3 separate regions of the Mus musculus genome follow, and all the other regions are linked to region 3. Evidence: chromatin loops called from intact Hi-C (ENCODE). Cell type or tissue: heart. All regions are shown on one strand. Links, peaks and the distances in the headings refer to the core of each region. The heading gives the core; the rest is flanking DNA. Region 1 holds the start of Spp1 (secreted phosphoprotein 1). Region 2 has its middle 21 kb from the start of Dspp. Region 3 has its middle 17 kb from the start of Dmp1.

Region 1 (6,903 bases), core at 2,101-4,600, 210 kb after region 3:
CAAACATTAAAGAAAAAAATCAAACTTGTGCTGCAATTATTTATGTCCTGTATTTGTATGGGGAGAGGATATTAACGTAAGCATCCCTCAACAGCAAACAAGAAAATGCCTCTAGGGTAGGTGGACCTTGAAAATATCCACCTTAGCCTCTTTCCTGGGGTCCAGATTTTGTCTCTTTCTCTTTTTTGTTGTTGTTGTTGTTGTCGTTCTACACTAAAATGATCACATTCTTATATTAACTTACCATGGATTATCTACCAAAGATTACTTAAACATCAAGTTTTAACAAGTATTCTCTTAAATTGATTTCATAGAATGTTTTTGTCCCTTTATTCATTCTGCAAAACATCTGTCATTATTTCTTATTGATCCAGTTGGATGTCTGCACAAATGAGAGCCTGCGGCTGCTATCTTCTTTTCTGAAGCAGAGACTTCTCTCTTCAGAATCTCTGTATTCACCAGAGCCCGCCTCACTGTTGCTATAGGTGTGAAGTTCTCTGCGCCTATGTTGGATGCTGGATGAGAAGGGGGACTTCCTTTCCGGTCAAATCCCACAATGCTCTTTAAGTGACAGTTTGGGTAGAAGATGTTGACTATGACCCTTGCTGTCCACATCCCACAGTTTCCTTCTCAACCACACTTCCTTAACCCCAGTGGCTACACGAGTTTCAAATGTCATTTCATTTTCACGAGTATTCAACCCGTCAGTATAGGAATATATCATTTGAGAAAATAAATCTACTTTAAGGGGACTTCAACATGAAGAACGTTAATGTGTCCCCATTATGAATAATGACACATACATACATACATACATACACACATACATACATAAATATTAGAAAGTGGAACTGTATCTCAGTAGTAGAGCATGAGACTGTTTCAGTGTAGAACAGGAAGCCAATCAGAAGAGAAGGTTGGATGGCTCTAGTTCCTTGGGTTCAGTCCTAAGCACTGTTAGGAAGAAGGATGTGGAGAAGTAGAGGAGGAGGAAGGGGAGGAGGAGGAGGGGTAGAGAAGAAAGACAGAAGGAGTAAGGGAAAAGAGGAATAGGGGAGAAACAGGAAGAGGAGATGTAGGGGAGGGAGAGGAGGAAGGAGAGGAGGAAGAGGAGGAAGGAGAGGAGGGAGAGGAGAAGGGTAGGGAAGAGGAAAGTCGAAAGGAGTAAGGGAAGAAGAGGAATAGAGAAAGAGGAAGAGGAGGAAGAGGAGGAAGGGAAGGAGGAAAAGGAAGAAGGAGAGGAGAAAGAAGAGGAAGGGAAGGAGGGAGTTAGAAGGAGACAGTGGGGGAAGAGAGAGATAGTGAAGTACTAATAAGGAATAAGGAGGAGGGCTCCTTCATACACAGCTGGGAGCATAAATGAGTTTAATCACTCCACTGTAGGAATCAGCAATCAGCATGGGACTTTCTAAAACAAGCAATCTAGGAGGGCAAGGTGGCGTGTCTGCAGTGTATTAACTTAGGCAAGGTGGTGTGCATGCCTTTAATCCCAGCACTAGGGAGACAGAGAGGTGTAGGTCTGAGCTTGCTTGAAGGCATCCTGCTTGACAAAGCAAGTTCCAGGACAGCCTGGACTGTTGCACAGAGAAATGCTATCTCAAAAATGAAAATAAGCAAAAACCCCTAAAAGTAGAAAGACCACATGACACAGATATGCTATATGCTCAAGTTAACACAACACAGAAGTATCTTCAGCTCATATTTCCTGCAATACTATTCACAGTGCACCAGTGCCTTGTATGTGTGTGTGTGTGTGTCTATGTGTCTGTGTGTACGTATTTGTGTGTGTCTGTGTGTGTATGTCTGTGTGTGTATCTGTGTGTACGCGTTTGTGTGTGTGCCTGTGTATGTGTGCATGTGTATGCATGTGTGTGCATGTGTGGGTGTCTATGGGTCTGTGTGTCTATGTGTCTGTGTCTATGTATCTGTGTGTACGTATTTGTGTGTGTGTGTGTGTGTGTGTGTGTGTATGACCGTGAGAGAAGAGAAAGAAGTCTGAAGGAAGCAGTGAGATAAGATGGAGAGTGATAGACTTGATGTTACTTATTATGCAAGCAGAAGGGAAGACTCCTTGGGGGGCCAACAAAAGGTGACAAGAGAAAGAGGGAAAGGAAAGTCTGGGGAGAAAGAATAAAAATGTGTAATCATATACATGCATGAATATCACAGTGAAACCTTTCTGTGCCCTAAAACATATAAATTAAAGACATCAATTCAGTGAGGGTTTTTTCCCCCTCTGTAACATATCCTGGGCTTTAAGGTCAATTTTTTTCATTTGTTTTAGTTTAAAATTAATGATTACTCATGTAAGACCACCTTCTATAAGATAAGACCAACTTCTATACGACCACCTTCTATATGACCACCTTCTCGGAGGTGGATTTTGTTGTCTATGGCATTTAACAATGGGATAAAAGAATTTATATTATTTCTTAATACTATTTTCATGTCTGAATCTAAAAATCTCACCCTTTAGTGAATAATGTCTCCTTTCCATAGACTAAACTCCTGACAGGTTAGTTATGCTGGCAAGACAATTCCAAGACATCTGAATCTTTATTTGGGGACAAAATGAATATATGTAACTGAGAAAGCTGTACTATTACAACTGTACTATTACAAACTTCCAGATAAGGTGAATGTCAACTTAAGTGGCATTAAGCATTTAACTTTTCCAGTGATGTGGGAATTTTTATGTAAACAAGAGAACAACAATATTCTTTATGTTTCTATCTAACTTCTTACAGTATTTACATTTTAAGATCACAAATTACCCTTTGCAACTAAACTTCTTTATTTCCACTGACAAGATTTACAAAGAATTTGGGCATTTTAAACTCTTGCTCCTATCTACCAACTGTTAGCTGAGCCTGAGACTTAGAAATACAAGAGCTAACTAACAGTGCTGCATTTAAATTGTTTAATGTGTGAATTCTAAACAACTACAAATTCCCACTCAGGGAAAATGTCAGCAGCATAGTTGGATTCGGAAAGCAAAAGCGCGTGCCTCCTCGAGTTAGAAGAGCGTTTTGTCCTCTGCTTTGCAGAATTGCTCCCAGTGCAAAGCCTCATCCTCAAGGTCGCTGGTATGAGTGTAGGAAGAGGGAAGCAGACAGTCCTGTCGCAATGGGATTGCTGAAGGCATCAACAGAGCGGGACAGAGGTGCTTCGGTTCTCAGGGTCCCTGGCCCTGGTTGCCAACTGGGTCATTGCTGAGAAATACTTCCTTACTCGGCATTCTGGGAAACAGGGTGCATACAGTCGGCCTCTAAGGATGCATTCAGAAAATCTTCGAAGCCTTTGAGGGCTGTCTGTTGCCCTTTCTAGAAATGCTGCCATCGTGTGGCACTTGGGAGTTAGAATGAAAAGGAGTCCTGGAGGGGTCATATGGTTCAGCTCGAGGTGGCGCAGCTCCAGCAAAATCTATTCCTATACCTCCCTAATTCGTGTTGAATCATTCCTGTGGGCGCAGAGTAAACTGCAGTGAAACCCTGTGGACGGCTTGCTGCCTTAGGATTTGTGGAATTTCCCTGAACAACACTGAAAACACAAACTCCAGTGGGTGTTGTGCTTAAAGGGCAAAAACGCTTGTTGTTAGGTTTTTTTCTTTTAAAAGAAATAAGGAGTCTGTTTTTACAACGTTAAAAACCTGTGTGATTTATATTTGATAGTCATAGGAGTCATCTTAATAAAGTGTGTGCTAAGGACCTTCAAAGTAATAATATTAATTCATTTAGAACACATCTATCAAGAGATAACCCAAATGCTCAAAACAGTTTTGTGCTACTTACTCTAACTCTGTAGAAGATTACTTAACCTATATTCATATTAAAAGCAGGGTTTGGCAAGTAGCACTAATATCTAATACAACAAAGGTTTGACTTAACTTTAATCTCAATTTCTGCATGCCTCTTACATTGGAGATGTAAGGTAATAAGCCTGTGTTCTCCATTTCGGGAAAAGAAAGGAAGTAACTGCAGGGCAGTATTAAATATTTAAAGAAGTCTGCTTCACCTATAATTTTATCTCATTTGAATACCTCTTAACTATTCAGTAACGTTTTGTTAATACAAATTTTAAAATCTTTTTAAGTAGCCAACCTTATATATTCCAGGAAATAAAACTCAAAAAAGATAATTCAGAAATATAAGCTGTGTCTTTAAAAAAATATTCAGAGAACCCTTTAACGTGTACAGCTTAAAGATCAATTCAAAGGCATTACAAATTTCAGCTCCTTGCCTCTGCTGAAGATTTCTGTAATAGTTAAAATATACACGTTCTTTAACATGTGGGGGAAGGAGCATTGCAAAATGTGAAGTGCTATCAACTGCACTTACACTAATCCATTGTCCTGTAGATAGACTAAGTGACTTGCCCAAGGTCACACCTGGCACTGCTTACAGAAGGACTGAAAGGCAGTCTGGCTCCTGCAGCTTCCCCACCCAGCAAGCATTCCAGTCTCACAAACTGCTTGCTTAGGCGGGCTCTATCTGGAGTAACCACCTCTTCTGCTCTATATGGCCATTATAGTTTAGATAGCATCAGAACCATCACTCCCAGCTGCTCCAACAGAGCAACAAGGTTCACGAGGTTCACGTCTCTAAAGGTCAGTGGAGGCAGGAGAGGAATTCAGGGTCACTGTGTGGTTTGCACAAAGAGCAAGCGGCTGCATAGCTCAAGTGTCAAAACTGAGTTGTTACTTTGTTTCGTTTTGTTGTGAGGTTTTGTTTCTTTTGTGAGAGGGTCTCACTTTCTGTTGCCCCAACTGACCTGGAACACAGTATGGAGCCGAGGCTAGCCTCAAATTCATGGTGATCTTCCGGAGTACAAAACAGAGCCACTGTGGCCCGGCCAACCTAAGCTACCGAATACAAAGGCAAAAGGGAGGGTCTGAAAGTTCTGCCGAGACAGCAGTTTTCTAGATTTAAGTAAGTCTGAGAGAATCAAATTGTGTATCCATGTGGCCTTTATCTGTAACTTAGATAGGAGAATCCATACCTTTCATCCCCATTGATGTTTTTCTACTAATTCAGTAACTATAAACAAAGTCTCTGTGAGGGTGATCTACTCTTCCTTTCCTTATGGATCCCTGATGCTCTTCCGGGATTCTAAATGCAGTCTATAAATGAAAAGGGTAGTTAATGACATCGTTCATCAGTAATGCTTTGTGTGTGTTTCCTTTTCTTCCTTTTTTTTTTTTTTAACCACAAAACCAGAGGAGGAAGTGTAGGAGCAGGTGGGCCGGGTAGTGGCAAAAACCTCATGACACATCACTCCACCTCCTGATTGGTGGAGACTGTCTGGACCAGCATTTAAATTCTGGGAGGTCTGAGCCACCAGCAGCTCACACTGAAGAAGCATCCTTGCTTGGGTTTGCAGTCTTCTGCGGCAGGCATTCTCGGAGGAAACCAGCCAAGGTAAGCCTGCAGTGGCCCATGAGGCTGCAGTTCTCCTGGCTGAATTCTGAGGGTGAGTCCAGAGAACATTCTTTCAACAGTCGTATTTGTTAGTCAGACTCGTGCTGTTCTGGTCTTTTTGAATAAGCTGGTCAGGTACATTGCAGGTTTCCCGGTATTTTCAAAGCCAGTTGGATGTAGAAGTTAAAATAAATCTAGTTGGTCCTCTAAAGGAGAGAGAGAGATCTGCTAGTAATCTCTCTCTCTCTTTCTCTCTTTCTCTCCCTCTCTCTCTTCCTCTCTCTCCCTCTCTCCCTCCTCTCTCTCTCCCTCCTCTCTCTTCCTCTCTCTCTCCCTCCTCTCTCTCTCTCTCCCTCTCTCCCTCTCTCCCTCTCTCTCCTGTCACACACACATTGTAAAGTTCTATGTATCTTTGGAACAAATGTCTGCATCATTTTAAAGTGGCTGGATGACTGTGGAGACCAGTAAAGGAGGATCCTCTATATTAATATAAACCAGATACAGTTATTTTTAGAAAACTGTCTCACTTCAAAAGAGAACCTTCCTTAATTTCTCGCTTCTGCACTTGGCTTTTACAGTTTTCACTAAGGTCCCTGTGTGATAACACAGACTCATCAACATGCACAGAAAAGCTGTTGCCTGCTCTCAGTGTTTTATTTTTATTATTATTATTATTGTTGTTGTTATTATTATTATTATTAGTCCAAATAGAACATCTTACTCAAATTCAAAGATATCTTTGTTTCTTTCAGCTTTGTATAATGTAAGTTAAAATCACATTTGAAATGCAAATGGAAAAAGCAATTTTCTTTTATCATTCTATTTTCTCTTTTTCTTCCTTGCAGAAAGTACTCTCATGGTAGTTCGTTGCTTTAATTACTCGATTACTGTGAAACAAATCTTGGTGTGGAGCTCTAGAGACATCAGATAGTGGGGGCATAAGCTCTGAGACTCCAGACGTAAAGTTTGGATGAATAGAGTTGTGAAATTGCCCTTTTCCTTGCTAAGGATGAGAGGTGGAGAGGTAGAAAAGGCACACAAATATTGACTCACTGAAATTTTCTCTGAGATGTAGAAAGATTCCATAAATTATTGGTGACTTGGTGGTGATCTAGTGGTGCCAAGAGTGTGTTTGAACCTGACAAGACATCAACTGTGCCTCATAAAATATGTTGCAGGACTAACTACGACCATGAGATTGGCAGTGATTTGCTTTTGCCTGTTTGGCATTGCCTCCTCCCTCCCGGTGAGTACAGCTGAATCTTAGAGAGAATTCTTGAAAACAAATGAATTTTAGCTTTAGCACACTCACACGCATTTCCTTGTCACTTTTCTGTTTTAAAGGTGAAAGTGACTGATTCTGGCAGCTCAGAGGAGAAGGTAAGCACCTCCGGGTTGATCATTTAACTGAAGAATGTTCGCCAGCGTCGCAAAGGTTGCTAGGAACAGCAATTTTTTGTTGCCATTTTATTCATCTATATAATTA
Region 2 (6,903 bases), core at 2,179-4,678, 70 kb before region 3:
AAGGATGAGCCACATCCACAGGACTTAGCATCATAGGAGCCTTCCCCATGGAAAGGGCAGAATTCTGGGCCTGGATTTGGAGATAGACTGACACAGCTGAGAGAATGATTTGGAGACAGAATGACCCTGCTGCAAAAAAAGACTGTTCTCCTGGGGTGAATGTCACTGTCTGAGCTGTTTGATGTTGGGGTCCATCCCCTGATGTCCTAAGGTAGTCAGTGTGGGGTGGGGCAGCTAGTTGCTGCCCTGACTTACACTGGCAAGTGTGTTTTAAGGTAGGAAAGTCAGGGAAGATATTGTGCTGACCACAGGTTCCAAGGGACCCAGCTGAAGAATTGTGTGTACAGGATTAATAGAATTTACAACTCCCATTTGCATGTTTTCTGCTTTCATTGTGGTTGTCAGCAGCCTTCAGCAGTGCAGTGCAGTACTTGATGGATTCTCTGATGCCATTTGTCTGAGAGGTTCAGTCTCTTCTTTCTTCTCCTCATCTCCATTGGTTTTTTTTTTCAAAAGATTTATTTATTTATTATATGTAAGTACACTGTAGCTGTCTTAAGACACTCCAGAAGAGGGCATCAGATCTCATTACGGGTGGTTATGAGCCACCATGTGGTTGCTGGGATTTGAACTTCGAACCTTCGGAAGAGCAGTCGGGTGCTCTTACCCACTGAGCCATCTCACCAGCCCATCTCCATAGTTTTGAGGCTTGTCCTCAGGAAGCTTTATTTGTTCCGTCAATATTTGCAGGTAAATATCATTCTCTGTAAGGTTATTATCAAGCCTGGTGCACTGGGAACAAATCTGGAATTCAAACCATGGAGGGCACTTGTTCTCCTGTGCAGGTGCAGCAGTGAATGGGGACCTGAAGGCTGGGAGCTGGGGGTGGGTGTGGTCAGGGCAGGGAGAGGCTCTTCCAGACCTTCGGCCTCCACCCCAAGCCCCTGCTCTCTGTGTCTTCTGGGGAGGGAGTAGGGGCAGCTTCAAAGTATCCCTTCTCCCTCAACTGCAGAGAAGGCCTAGTTAGCACTTTTTAAATTATTAAAAATAGTTCTCAGTCTTATACAGGACACACAAATAAGGGGAGAGAGCATCTTAACCAGGATTACCCCTCTAATGTGTATTAGCACATTTAAAATACCGAGAATTTTATTTTATTTTATTTTTTTTTTATTTTATTTTTTTTTCCATTTTTTATTAGGTATTTAACTCATTTACATTTCCAATGCTATACCAAAAGTCCCCCATATCCACCCACCCCCACTCCCCTGCCCACCCACTCCCCCTTTTTGGCCCTGGTGTTCCCCTGTACTGGGGCATATAAAGTTTGCAAGTCCAATGGGCCTCTCTTTCCAGTGATGGCCGACTAGGCCATCTTTTGATATATATGCAGCTAGAGTCAAGAGCTCCGGGGTACTAGTTAGTTCATAATGTTGTTCCACCTATAGGGTTGCAGATCCCTTTAGCTCCTTGGCTACTTTCTCTAGCTCCTCCATTGGGAGCCCTATGATCCATCCATTAGCTGACTGTGAGCATCCACTTCTGTGTTTGCTAGGCCCCGGCATAGTCTCACAAGAGACAGCTACATCTGGGTCCTTTCAATAAAATCTTGCTAGTGTATGCAATGGTGTCAGCGTTTGGATGCTGATTATGGGGTGGATCCCTGGATATGGCAGTCTCTACATGGTCCATCCTTTCATCTCAGCTCCAAACTTTGTCTCTGTAACTCCTTCCATGGGTGTTTTGTTCCCAAATCTAAGGAGGGGCATAGTGTCCACACTTCAGTCTTCATTCTTCTTGAGTTTCATGTGTTTAGCAAATTATATCTTTTATCTTGGGTATCCTAGGTTTGGGGCTAATATCCACTTATCAGTGAATACATATTGTGTGAGTTTCTTTGTGAATGTGTTACCTCACTCAGGATGATGCCCTCCAGGTCCATCCATTTGGCTAGGAATTTCATAAATTCATTCTTTTTAATAGCTGAGTAGTACTCCATTGTGTAGATGTACCACATTTTCTGTATCCATTCCTCTGTTGAGGGGCATCTAGGTTCTTTCCAGCTTCTGGCTATTATAAATAAGGCTGCTATGAACATAGTGGAGCATGTGTCCTTCTTACCTGTTGGGGCATCTTCTGGATATATGCCCAGGAGAGGTATTGCTGGATCCTCCGGTAGTACTATGTCCAGTTTTCTGAGGAACCGCCAGACTGATTTCCAGAGTAATACCGAGAATTTTAAATGCTGTCAGTCAAAGGCATTCTGTGTTTCTGGGTGAGATGTAGTATCTCATAATGTGGTATCTTCTAAGGAAATCAATTGTGTATAATTGCCAGATAGTATAGCAAGAAAAGTTTTGGGCATTTACCCTGGAGAAATGAAAGTTTATTTATGTTCAAAGAACAACTGGATAGTCTGTCAGCTTTATTTGTAACAGCCTGAGTCTTTCAAAAGGTAACTAAAGAAACTGTGGTAAATTTATACAATGTAATATTGTATGATTTATTTATTTATTTAAATGACTTATTTATTTTGATGAAGAGTTATAACATCTAAGGAAAGTGGTTATAGTTACTTATTTAATTTAAAAATTATAATTATCATCTATCAACTATTTATTTATTGATCTATCAATCAATCAATCTATCTATCATCTGTCTGTCTGCTATCTATCATTTATCAGTCTGTCTATCTATCTATCTATCTATCTATCTATCTATCTATCTATATATCTATCATCTGTCTGTCTACCCATCCTCTATCTATCTATCTATCTATCTATCTATCTATCTATCTATCTATCGACAGAATCTTTGTATGTAACCCAGGATGGCCTTAAATTCATAATCTTCTTGTCTTGCTTTCCAAGTGCTGGGATTACAGGCTCTGTCGCCATGACTGGCTTAGTCACAGTGTAGATGTGGTATCAGGATGGGCTTCTTTCTTATGAGGTTGCAATGCTAGCATATAGTTTGCTCCACTGCAAGAGAATGGAAATGTTGGGTTTGTCTTAGAAGTCACGGAGAAGCAGCAGTTTGCTCGGGCAGCAGGGACTCTTTTCTCCATGCCAGGGACCTTGGACATCCTGGTCCATGCAGGACATAGAGCTATGTGCTTGTCTAAGTATATTATTGTTATTAACATAATTATTTTTACCTGGGCTCTGGTAGAAAAAAGAAGTCATCCATGAAGCTATATAGTTTATCCCAGCTCCAGATCAGTGGCAAATGTACCACTTTTCCAAATACTCACACCTCTTCCTGCTTCCCAGACTCCACTCTATTCTGTTCTTCTGAGCCATTTTGAACCTGTTTTGGGGGTTGTCAGCCATCCTGTGTAGACACTTTCCTTTTGCAAACACTTTTCTGATCTGATGGGATCTGTGTTCATAGACAAGCAGTGTGAACCCCTTACTCTCTCCTAGCCAGCCAGCCTCTTTACCCAGAGCACAATAGGTCTCCTCTTCCGGTGACTGAGCCTCTGTGGTGTCTAGGCAGGGCCTCTGAGTAATTACAGCGTTGACCTGTGGTCTTCTTTCAGGAAATGCCAAGTACTACTTGCCCTAGTGTGTTCCAGCTGACTTTGTTCAAGGGACAACAGGAAACAGACGCCCAATAAGGACATCCGGGAGCCGCTGCTGCTAGCTTGGGACAACGTCAAGGTCAACAGAATACCTTTGAACACTTCCACTGCCCTCCATAAATCCTCTGGAAGTGCAGGGTCAGGAGAGACCTGGGCATGCACTGTGATGGGGCCCTACTGAATCAGCCCGCACAGGAGAGGGTTGGACTCCTCTACTGACTGTCCTCTGACTCCGCCGGTGTTTCTTCAGCTCTTTTGAGCTACTATCTTACTGCCAGTTCCCCTGCGAAATTCTTTAGAGAGAAAGAACTCTCTGCTTTTATAATTTATTTGAGAGAACAATAGCTTTGTTAGCTTCTGGCCAGCAATAGATTTCTAAAGCCACAACTCAATAGCTAGAATCCAACGTACTGGTTGCCGAAACTCAACTCTTCTTCGAAGTGTTAAATTCTGATGTGTAAGCAGAGCGAGAGGAGAGGAAGTGGGGGCAGGTGGGACAGGATCTTCTCAGGTGTCATGACGGGCTATTTCTCTTGGCATCTCCTCCTGTCTTCCCCTGGCAAGAGGAATTTTGCTACAGTGTGAAAGAAGCCATAGCCATGGAGCATTAAGTGACCATTAAAACCCCCGAAACTAGAGCTCATCCAAGTGATTTTTAGTGATTTTGATAAATTAATGTCATGTGAGGGAAAGAAATGGAAGAGAAGGTGATTGCTGAGCAAAGCATCCAAAGTCACTTCCTTTCATCTGCAAGGTCACCTTCAGCAGGGTCTTTAAGTATGTCAGCCGAGGCGAAAGGGAGCCCGTGCTTCACACATCTTCTCTGCCTGGCCCACGGCTACTCTATGGCCTTGGCTGGGTGCTACCATGAGTCACTGAGGGTAAAGGCTGACTGATGTCAACTTCTAAGTGGGTTTGTCTAGCTGGTTGCTTGGCACCCCAGTGTTTTGATGCTTCTAGTGGCTGTTGACCTGCATGGCAAGCACTTCCTACTTCCCATGTTCTTTTAACTCCTCTTTCCAATGTATCGTTTTTCCTGAGAGTGGGAACATTTCTTTTTATACCGGTGCTCTGCCCTCACCTCAGTTACTGTGTCCCAGAACCTTAGAATGTGATCTGCGGAGATAGTACCTTTGCAGACACAGTTGGCCCAATATCTAGAGAAGCACTAGAACACATTGAATATTGAAGAGCAGAGGACCCAAAAGGACACAGAGAAGTCACGTGATGGTAGAGAAAGAGATGAGTCCCTACATCAAGATTCTCAAGAATCACTAGAGTCCTGGAATGTCTCCATCTCAGGCTACAGTGAGAACCAACTCTTCTGCCCCCTTTGTTTCAGACATCTACGATCCTGGATATCACACTAGTAAAATCCAGGCCACACACCTGTTGACCATTTATGTGTCAGCTCTTGGAAGTGAGGGTGGTCTCTGCTCAGCTGGACAAGGGGCTGCTACTTCTGTTTGTGCATATTCCAGACAATATCACTTTCCTTGTCACACAAAGTGGGTATCAGACATTTACCCGGAGGAATTGCCCTCAATATTACCCTTAAAGGATCCCCCTGAACTTTTAACGAGGTCAACCCTACTGAGAAGAGGTGAGACTGAACAAGTTGATTTACAGACTAATAAGAAAAGTTTATAGAAACAAATGAAGACACAGACAAAAGCCATAAGGATAGCTGTATGAGAACTTTTGCTTCTTTAAAAAACACAGAGATAGGAATGGCTTTTTTTTTTAAATTCCAGGTGTGGCGACATGGGGCTGCTTCAGATTGACCACAGCAGCTGATTATGATTTGCCTCATGCTCTAACAGGGGTGTAATTTGGCCAGTTGCAAATACTTTCTGCAATTATGTGATATTTGGAATTCTGGGAACTTTTTAGAGGATATATAAATTCTAGGACCCCGAGAGGGGGGTTGGTTGGTTGTTGTTGCTGTTGGTTGCTGATGGCTGTTGTGTTGCTGTTGGGTGCTGATGGCTGCTGTTGGCCACAGTTTGTTCAGTAGTTGTGTGCAAAAAAGGAAAAGGTAGAGGAAGATGTTAGATACCCTGACAGTGAAGCTTGAACTTGCCCCAAAGAACTTGATGCCCTAATCAACAGGAAGTAGTTTAGTAATAATGTCAGTCCCTTTCTCATCTTTCTTCCCTCTCCCATCTAGAGTTAGAGGGTTAAAAGGGTGAAAAAAAATGGACAAGGGTGGAATAAAGGAGAACCGACAAAGTATCAAAAGACTAGCCACAGATTGCTGCTTCACAGAAGAGGTAAGACATGGCCAGCCAACTTGGAGAGAGACATACAGTGTCACCAGCGACCAGGAAATGAAGACATCAATCAGTATCACAGTGAAACACTATTTCAAACCCAACCACACGTTGCAAATGCCTAGTATGGCCAGCTGCAGAGGCAACTCAGCACTTAAGAAATCTGTCACTCTTGCAGAGGACCTGGGATTCAATTCCCAGCAATCACATGGTTTTGGCAGCCATCTGTAACTCCAGTTCTACGGGATCCAGTGCTCGCTTCTGATCTGTGGGGCTCCATGCACACACATAGTTCACAGACATACATGCAGGGAGAATACTTATACATATAAAATAAATACATCTAAATATTTAAAAAGCATCTATTCCCATGGAATATTGAAAAGACGGTAGATTGATGGATTAACATACTTCTGGCAGGGTTCAAACCTTTTAAAAATAATTTGGTAGTGTTTCATAAACTGGAAGTTGATTATTTACTGTATAGTAAGTAATTCTATGTTTAAGTGTGTATTGTGCTGGAGGTGGTGAGAAAGAAAGAAGGGAAAGAATAAAGAAAGAAGGAAGAAGGAAAGAAAGAAGAAAATCTCCAGCTTTTTATGCACCATTACACTAGGAAGCATACACAAAAATTTCCATAGAGATGTTCTTTTTTATTTGAAATAGCAACAATTTTGAAAAAGTAAGTCCAGTTGCATAGTGCCAAGGGAGCAGATAAATTACAGAAGATTTATATAATGAGTTATCTTACTGTAAAGACAATAGGCAAATATAATTAAATATTAAGAATATAATTTGAGTGAAGTAAAGCATCCAGGAGTTAGGGAGATGGCTCAGGAGATAAAACACACACTATGTAAATGTGAAGACTAGAGTGTGGGACCCCAGAACCCACATAGAAGGTGGGTGTGGTGTTCTGCTTGCTGTCCCGGGAAAGCAGAACAAGATGGTTAGCCAGACCAGTCCAAGCAGAAAGTTCTAGTTCAGTGTGAGACTCTGTCTCAATATAAGGTGAAGAGAAGAGAAGAGAAGAGAAGAGAAGAGAAG
Region 3 (6,903 bases), core at 1,905-4,404:
GAAACCACAAGTAGTAAAAGGTCTTAAGTTAGTGTAGTGTTAGATCTGCCCGATCTAGGCATACAGCTTACAGTTACAATAATTGGATTGTATGCTTTTTATATGGGCTTATTGGGGCTAGAAATTATAGCAACAGAGAGGGGTACATACACCACATTAATATAAAGCATAAAGAAAAACGTTGTATTCCCAATGCTGAGTAAAATGGCCTTCTTCTGATTGCACACCGGACTGCCCGTCTCCTGTTGGTCACCAGGCTTTCCCAGACTCTTCTCAAGTCCCACTTCCCTCCTCACCACACACCCACCATCTTAACAACTATAGTGAGTCTTTGTTTCTTTCAACTAAGACGCCTAACGAGCCCAGGTTCATAGGTCGGTGTATTAAGTTAGCCAGTTGCCTTTAGCCTCGGACTCCTCAAGGAAGTTAACAAGGAAGTTAATACACACACACACACACACACACACACACACACACACATTAGACATTCTTGCATCTTGCATCTGGAAGTGGCATAAAGTGTTGACTGGAAGTGGCATCAGAGAAAAGTTGACTGGATGGTTTTAGCTTTGAAGGTACAGAAGTTTCTTCCAGAAATTCCTCACTGGAGTATGTGGCATATAGTCTATTTGGTTAGACAAACCATATTAGTGTGTTAGGTTATTTCAAAAATGAAACTTGATTGAAAAGGAACACCCATCTCTAGAAGTGTGCGTGAATGCGTTTCCAGGGACAATTAGATCATGAGATTTCTGACCTGAAGAATGGACCAATCATTGCATCATTACTTGATGACGTCATCTGGAGACATTAAAAAGTAGGCGGCAAGGCCTTTGGAGGAAGGAGTGACAGCAGGTATCGGCCTGCATGCTGCCTCTTGCCCTTTCTGAGAAATTCTTTCTCTGCTTCATGTCTGCTGTGTTGTGAGCTGCTTTGCCCTACCCTCCCACCACACAGAATAAACCCTTTAAAGCTACGTACCCACATATATCCTTCCTTCTTGGGTTATGTCTAGTGGGTAGGCTTTCGAAGCAATGGAAAAAAAGTACCAGGTAATTGTAAGGTGCAGCCAGTACAGAGAGCTTGTACTATCATATAATGCTCAATTCTAGACCTTTTGACTGTTCTTAGGCCTCTGTCGGGTGAAGAGGAAACTGTAAGGGAGAACTCTAATCCCAGTTCATTGGATGGATTGGACTCTGCCCCTCCGCCCCAGGCTAGCTGGATTCTGCTGACAGGGAGTTACAGGTGCATCATTTGGCTATCTGGTGAATGCACCTCATTGGCTTTCAGATGATAACAATTAAGACACAGCTAGTCATCAGAATAAAATGCAAGGATGTTTTGTGTCTTGAAAAACCGCTCATCTGAGCGTTAATTACAGTAGGTACTGCCTGAGTTCTCTCACTGTTTTTCTATCTGCATCGGCTTCATGTCAAGACAAACCACGATTTAAATCATAAAAGGTCTCCCTCTGCCTTTGTACCACGACACACCAGACAGAAGACATCCCTGCCGGAGAATCATCTTCTGACTGGAGCAGACATGATCAGGAAGCCCGGGTCCCCCTTCCAACACAGATCAGCAAGTGAATTATTTTAAGCAGCTGAATATACATGATGTGATTGCTCAGAGATCTCCTTGTGCAGCTGACAGGAAAGGCAAGACATAGTCGGGCCTGGAGACCTGCTGGAGTTTAGTTCCGGTGGGGAAGAAGGCCAGGCGAGCACAGGGGAAGCTGAACAACTCCCGCTATCATTTTATCTTTGCACCCTGGTGCCCTTCCTGCGCTCTATCCCCATTCCAGCCCGCCGTGCTAAGTAGGCTTCTACTTTCTGTGCTTCCAAAAGGCATTCGTACAAGTAAGGGCAATACGATTTTTCTTCAGATGGTCACGCTGGTCCTCAAAGGACTACTTTCCTATCTCTTTCCATTTAAGGCAGAAGGGATGTGAATCTCTGCCCGGCCTTATCAAGGGGAAGGCTTGATGGAAGCAAAAGACCTGGAGGGATGAGAAAGTTCTAGAACTACAGAGAAAGAAAAGAGACAGGCAGACAGAGGAAGGAAAACAAACAAACAAAAAAAGAGACGTGTTCCCTTGAGAATGGGATTTCATTTAGGTTGTCTTTTGAGGGGAAAAAATGAAGAACTATTTCCACCATTTTCTAGAAACTGTGTGTGTGTGTGTGTGTGTGTGTGTGTGTGTGTGCACAGGTAGGGGGCGCTGTTGAGAGTTTCCCTTTGGGAATAGAGCGTGCTTACTTTGCTTTTCAAATAGGAAATAATCACGTGAGCCATGCAGGAAATGGCGGCCCACTCACCGGGATGCAGAAGGTTCCTGATGTCATTTACCCAGCAGCAGACACAGTTTGGCCTCTTGGCTATGCTCTGAAAACATGGACAGTTTTCATAGTCGCAGTCAGAGTCATTTTTACGTGTTTATCAATATACATGTCTTCTCCTGTTTTATAGTTTTCACATCCCCACAAATTACCCAAATGATCTTTTCATCTTTCTTCTTTTCCCTTAACAATATTAGTGGTGAAGCTGCAAACATTTTTGTGCTAATATCATTTTGCTGATTGCCAACCTTAGATGCTCTGTTCTGAATTAACTAAGCAAGAAGAGCACCCCTAATCCAAAATCCATCAAGATCCCTTACAGTTATTCTTCTCGCCAGTCTGGGTGGAGAAACAATCACACAGGATCTGGAGTATCTTCTACGCAAAGTACGTTTAACTAAGCTAGGTTTTTTGGCTTGATGCTGATAATTTGGTGCTACCATGTGAGAGCAAAAAACGCAGCTCACTCAAAGACGACACAACAATTCCTAAATTGCAGCCTTTCCAGAGTTCAGTGTAGAGTTACAAGTTAACAATATCATTATGATTTTAAAAGATGAACATTATCATTATATGTAATTGGAACCAACCTCCCTCCCTCCATCCCTCCTTCCATCCCTCCCTTTTCCCCTCCCTTCTTTCTTTCCTTCCTCCCTCTCCCAGGTTTGCTTCAAGTTCACTGTGCAGCTCAGGATGACCTCTAACTGTAGACCATTCTCAGACTGCCAAGTAGTGGGATTACCTATGTACACCACCATACCCAAATCTTTATTTCTTTTTTTAAAAAGTATGATTCTTCATAAATCTTCCATTCCTGAAGCTAACGTTTGAATGAAAATGACCCAATGGTGTAATTTCTACAATCTCCAGAAGATGGCAGCATTGCCTGCTGTTGTAGCCTCTGAACATCCGGACCCCTTCACCCCCATCCCTGAGGATCACGGGATCCAGAGCACAGGAGGTTCTTATATTGGAAGGTCCTGGTCCTTTATCTGTCACCAATAACTTTATATATTCCCGTGCATGCTGTCACAATCTCTGTGAGTTCATATGTGTGTCAGGCTGATATGTGAGGAAGACACCATTTCCATCGCCTCTGCCTCTCAGTCCTTCTGCCTCCTCTACTGTACGTAGCAAAAATCAATAATTAAAAAAAAAAAGTTAAATAAACGAACACCCCGCATCAACTCTCCTTTGCAAGTGTCCACTTTATTATCGAAAAAGCTCCCACTGTTTAAACTAAAGTCTGGTGTTTTCATCCTCTGAGTCGTTTTACCTGCCTGTGAGTAGATGAGGGCTTAGGATACACCAGCCCTAAATTTGCCGTTCAGATGACGCCGCTGCATCAACTGTGTGGGGATAATGCTCACTCTGCTCTCACCTGTCTCTTGAGAGCAGAAGAAAAAGTTCATATGTAAAAGATGCCCTTGCCAAAAGGAAAGGGTAGTGCTTATCGAGGGAAGCAGGAGGAAATGCCTTTGACATTAACCTCATTTTCATTGTTACTTCTCTACCTGGATAGCTGCCCTCCTCGAGCCCCCTTGCCTTGTTCTGTCCCCTCGACTTTCTACTCTGTGCAATTCAGTGTTTGTGTTCAACTCCATACCTCCGGATCTTCACTCCCCTGCTAGGTTCTCAGGTCTGGCTGAAAAACCCAAGTATAGAGATAAAGTTTTGCTTTCCTCACAGAGGCACACAACATAGAGACAGGAAGCAAGAAGCACGATTAGGAGGTTGCCATGGTGTGTTAGTTAGGACTCTTTAAGCGATGGAAAGAATTTAAAAAGTAAATTATCGCGGGGCGTGGTGGCGCACGCCTTTAATCCCAGCACTTGGGAGGCAGAGGCAGGCAGGTTTCTGAGTTCGAGGCCAGCCTGGTCTACAGAGTGAGTTCCAGGACAGCCAGGGCTACACAGAGAAACCCTGTCTCGAAAAACCAAAAAATAAAAAAATTTTAAAAAGTAACTTATCATAAGGAAACTAGAATGAAATACAAGAAGCCCAAGGAGGGAGACATCACTGGAGCTCTGCTTCCTGCTCCCAGAGCTCCGCCTCCTGCTCCCAGAGCTCCGCCTCCTGCTCCCAGAGCTCCACCTCCTGCTCCCGGAGCTCTGCCTCCTGCTCTGGGTCTGTCCTCTACCTTTTGTATGCTTCTCTCCTCTTCCTCAGCCACAGGCATTTCCTACTTTTGTTGACATGTATGGAGAGAAGCATGGCTACCAACATCCAGACACAACATATCCACCAACACAGATGATTTCGGTTTTCGTCAGGTCTAGGGAAAGATTTTGCCTTGCCTAACTCGGACCGACCCAATGTTATCAGTGGGACAAGATCCAGTAACTTAAAATGGGTCTATTGAGCACACACTTAGAAAAAGGCAGTTTCCAGATGTGAGTTGGGGTGCATAGATCCAAGAACGTGTCTAATCCACATCAGGACCTAGACAGAAGCCATAGCGTGTGATTCCATTGTGACATGGTGACTTGGTGTGGCAGTGATAAGGTGATTGGTGTAATGGTGACACAGTATCAAGCTGGTGTGGTGTCAAGGTTCCATGGTGTGTCAGTGTTAAGGTGTACGGTGACATGGTAACATGGTGTCATGGTAACATGGTGACATGCTGTCATGGTGACATGTTGTCATGGTGTCATAGCAACATGGTGTTATGCTATCATGGTGATCTGCTGTCATGTGACATGGTGTCATGGTGAGATGGTGTCATGATGACTGGTGTCATGGCGTGACAATGATAATGTGATTGGAGATGTGGTACCATGGTGTATGCTGTCATGGTGATGTGTTTTGATGGAGATATGGTGCCATTGCCATATGGTGCCATGGCATGTGGTGTCATGGTTCCATAGTGATAGGCTTCTGTGGGGATATGGTACCTTTACTGGTTGGTATTGTGTGTCAACTTGACACAGCTGGAGTTATCACAGAGAAAGGAGCCTCTCTTGAGGAAATACCTCCATGAGATTCAGCTGTAAGGCATCTTCTCAATTAGTGATCAAAGGGGCAGAGCCTCTTGTGGTTGGTGCCACCCCTGGGCTGGAAGACCTGGGTTCTATAAGAAAGTAAGCTAAGCAAGCCAGGGGAAGCAAACCAGTAAGTAACCTCCCTCCATGGCCTCTGCATCAGCTCCTGCTTCTTGACCTGCTTGAGTTCCAGTCTAGACTTCCTTTGGTGATGAATAGCAGTGTGGAAGTGTAAGCTGAATAAACCCTTTCCTCCCCAACTTGCTTCTTGGTCATATTTGTGCAGGAATAGAAACACTGACTAAGACAGTGCCATGATTCTTGAATTGTGTCCTAGTGATTAGATGGCAAGGAGACATGGAAGAAATAAATAAAAGGACACATAGATAAGATATATTTGGAAGACATAATTGTGGGAATGGAAATGATTAGATAAAAGATGAAAGACTAAATATGTCACACCTTGCAGATACCACAAACCAAAACAAGGAAAGCTTACACTTGGGAATATGGGCAGAAAATTTTGTGACTTGGTGATGTTGATAATTTTAAGCTGGCCTAAAATGTCTACCTAGATTTTTGTGGTAGATCATAACATATTTTGAGAAGATTTAAATTTAGTTTTTACAACCTCTAATTGAAAACATAGTAAGTTGCCTTACGTAATTGGATCTTTTGATGCAGCAGAACAAAGACACCAAGCTGGAATGTTTTCTTTGCTATTGCTTGCACATACAGTATTTTAGGGCACACTACTTGGAGTTGGATAAGCAGTTAGGGTGCTCATCTTTGGGGAAGACTAATTCTCACCCTCTCTGGAAGGTTTTAATGATTTGTAGCTCTTCATCTAGGGGTTTAAAAAAAAATCTTAACTCCATGTTCTATTCCATTGGAAAGATACTGAACTACCTCAGACCCAATTCTGAAGTATAATTTGCTATTTTGTAATCTAAAAACAAACAAGCAAACAAACAAACAAATAAATAAATGTCTTTAAAGAGGGGCCTTGTCTGATCTGGGGCAATGGGGACTCATGGCTGAATCCTTCAATAAGCACCAATCTCCCCTCTGCCCCCAGTGGGAATCCGAGCAAAGCTTGCTTCCCCTACATGTCCACTCTCTTTGTTCAAAGCTCTTCTTATTGCCCTTGGCTGAGTCAGTGGGGTTAGGATACTTCTTCGGCTACCCCAACACAGTAGTTGACACTATAGTCGGCTCCAGGCCACCTTCAGCTTCCTCACAGGTGGCTTCTGCACGGGCTACCAAGAAAGGATGAGCAGGGTGGAACAAGAGTTTCTAGTCTAACCTCAGGAGCGACATCTCGTCTCCTTTGCTCTCTAAATGTGTACCACATGAGTACTTAGTGCCCTCAGAGGTGAGGAGAGACTGCCAGACTGCCGACACTGGAGTTAAGAATACTTTTCAGCTGATATATGGGTGCTGGAAGCCAAATCCCAGACCTCTGCAAGAGCAACAAGTGCTCTGGACCACAAGGCCCCACAGAACGGTGATTTTTACTGTGTATATCTGGGGATAGTTCTATGACATGGTAGTCACCACTGTCTACTATGGACAATGTT

What was found. Hi-C counts contacts between places; a loop is a spot of excess contacts. Peaks named below come from ENCODE experiments on the same cell type or tissue, not always from the same donor. Only the 100,000 strongest peaks of a DNase experiment are listed, where the experiment ranks them.
Region 1: a loop joins it to region 3, with 4 times the contacts of the local background. A loop is called at or near these places in 14 of 42 quality-filtered maps.
Region 2: a loop joins it to region 3, with 2.0 times the contacts of the local background. A loop is called at or near these places in 11 of 42 quality-filtered maps.

The regions. Positions count from the first base shown.
Region 1 is chr5:104,429,780-104,436,682 of GRCm38, forward strand. Spp1 (secreted phosphoprotein 1) reads left to right here and starts at 5,332. Exons shown (of 7, transcript NM_009263.3): 1 at 5,332-5,417; 2 at 6,596-6,663; 3 at 6,762-6,797. The coding sequence starts at 6,610. RefSeq lists promoters at 1-5,354, 3,897-5,377, 4,428-5,418, a cis regulatory region at 3,934-3,948 and enhancers at 4,598-4,625, 4,630-4,638, 5,256-5,302, 6,114-6,433, 6,183-6,219. In heart, for the core only: a CTCF peak has its summit at 3,356 (motif pointing left); no DNase peak of the experiment used is centred there; H3K4me3 peaks cover 303 bases.
Region 2 is chr5:104,145,945-104,152,847 of GRCm38, forward strand. It overlaps the pseudogene Gm3157. Among named protein-coding and RNA genes, the nearest start is that of Dspp, 21 kb to the right of the region's middle. In heart, for the core only: no CTCF peak of the experiment used is centred there; a DNase peak (open chromatin) is centred at 3,577.
Region 3 is chr5:104,215,860-104,222,762 of GRCm38, forward strand. No RefSeq gene overlaps it. Among named protein-coding and RNA genes, the nearest start is that of Dmp1, 17 kb to the left of the region's middle. In heart, for the core only: a CTCF peak has its summit at 3,209 (motif pointing right); no DNase peak of the experiment used is centred there.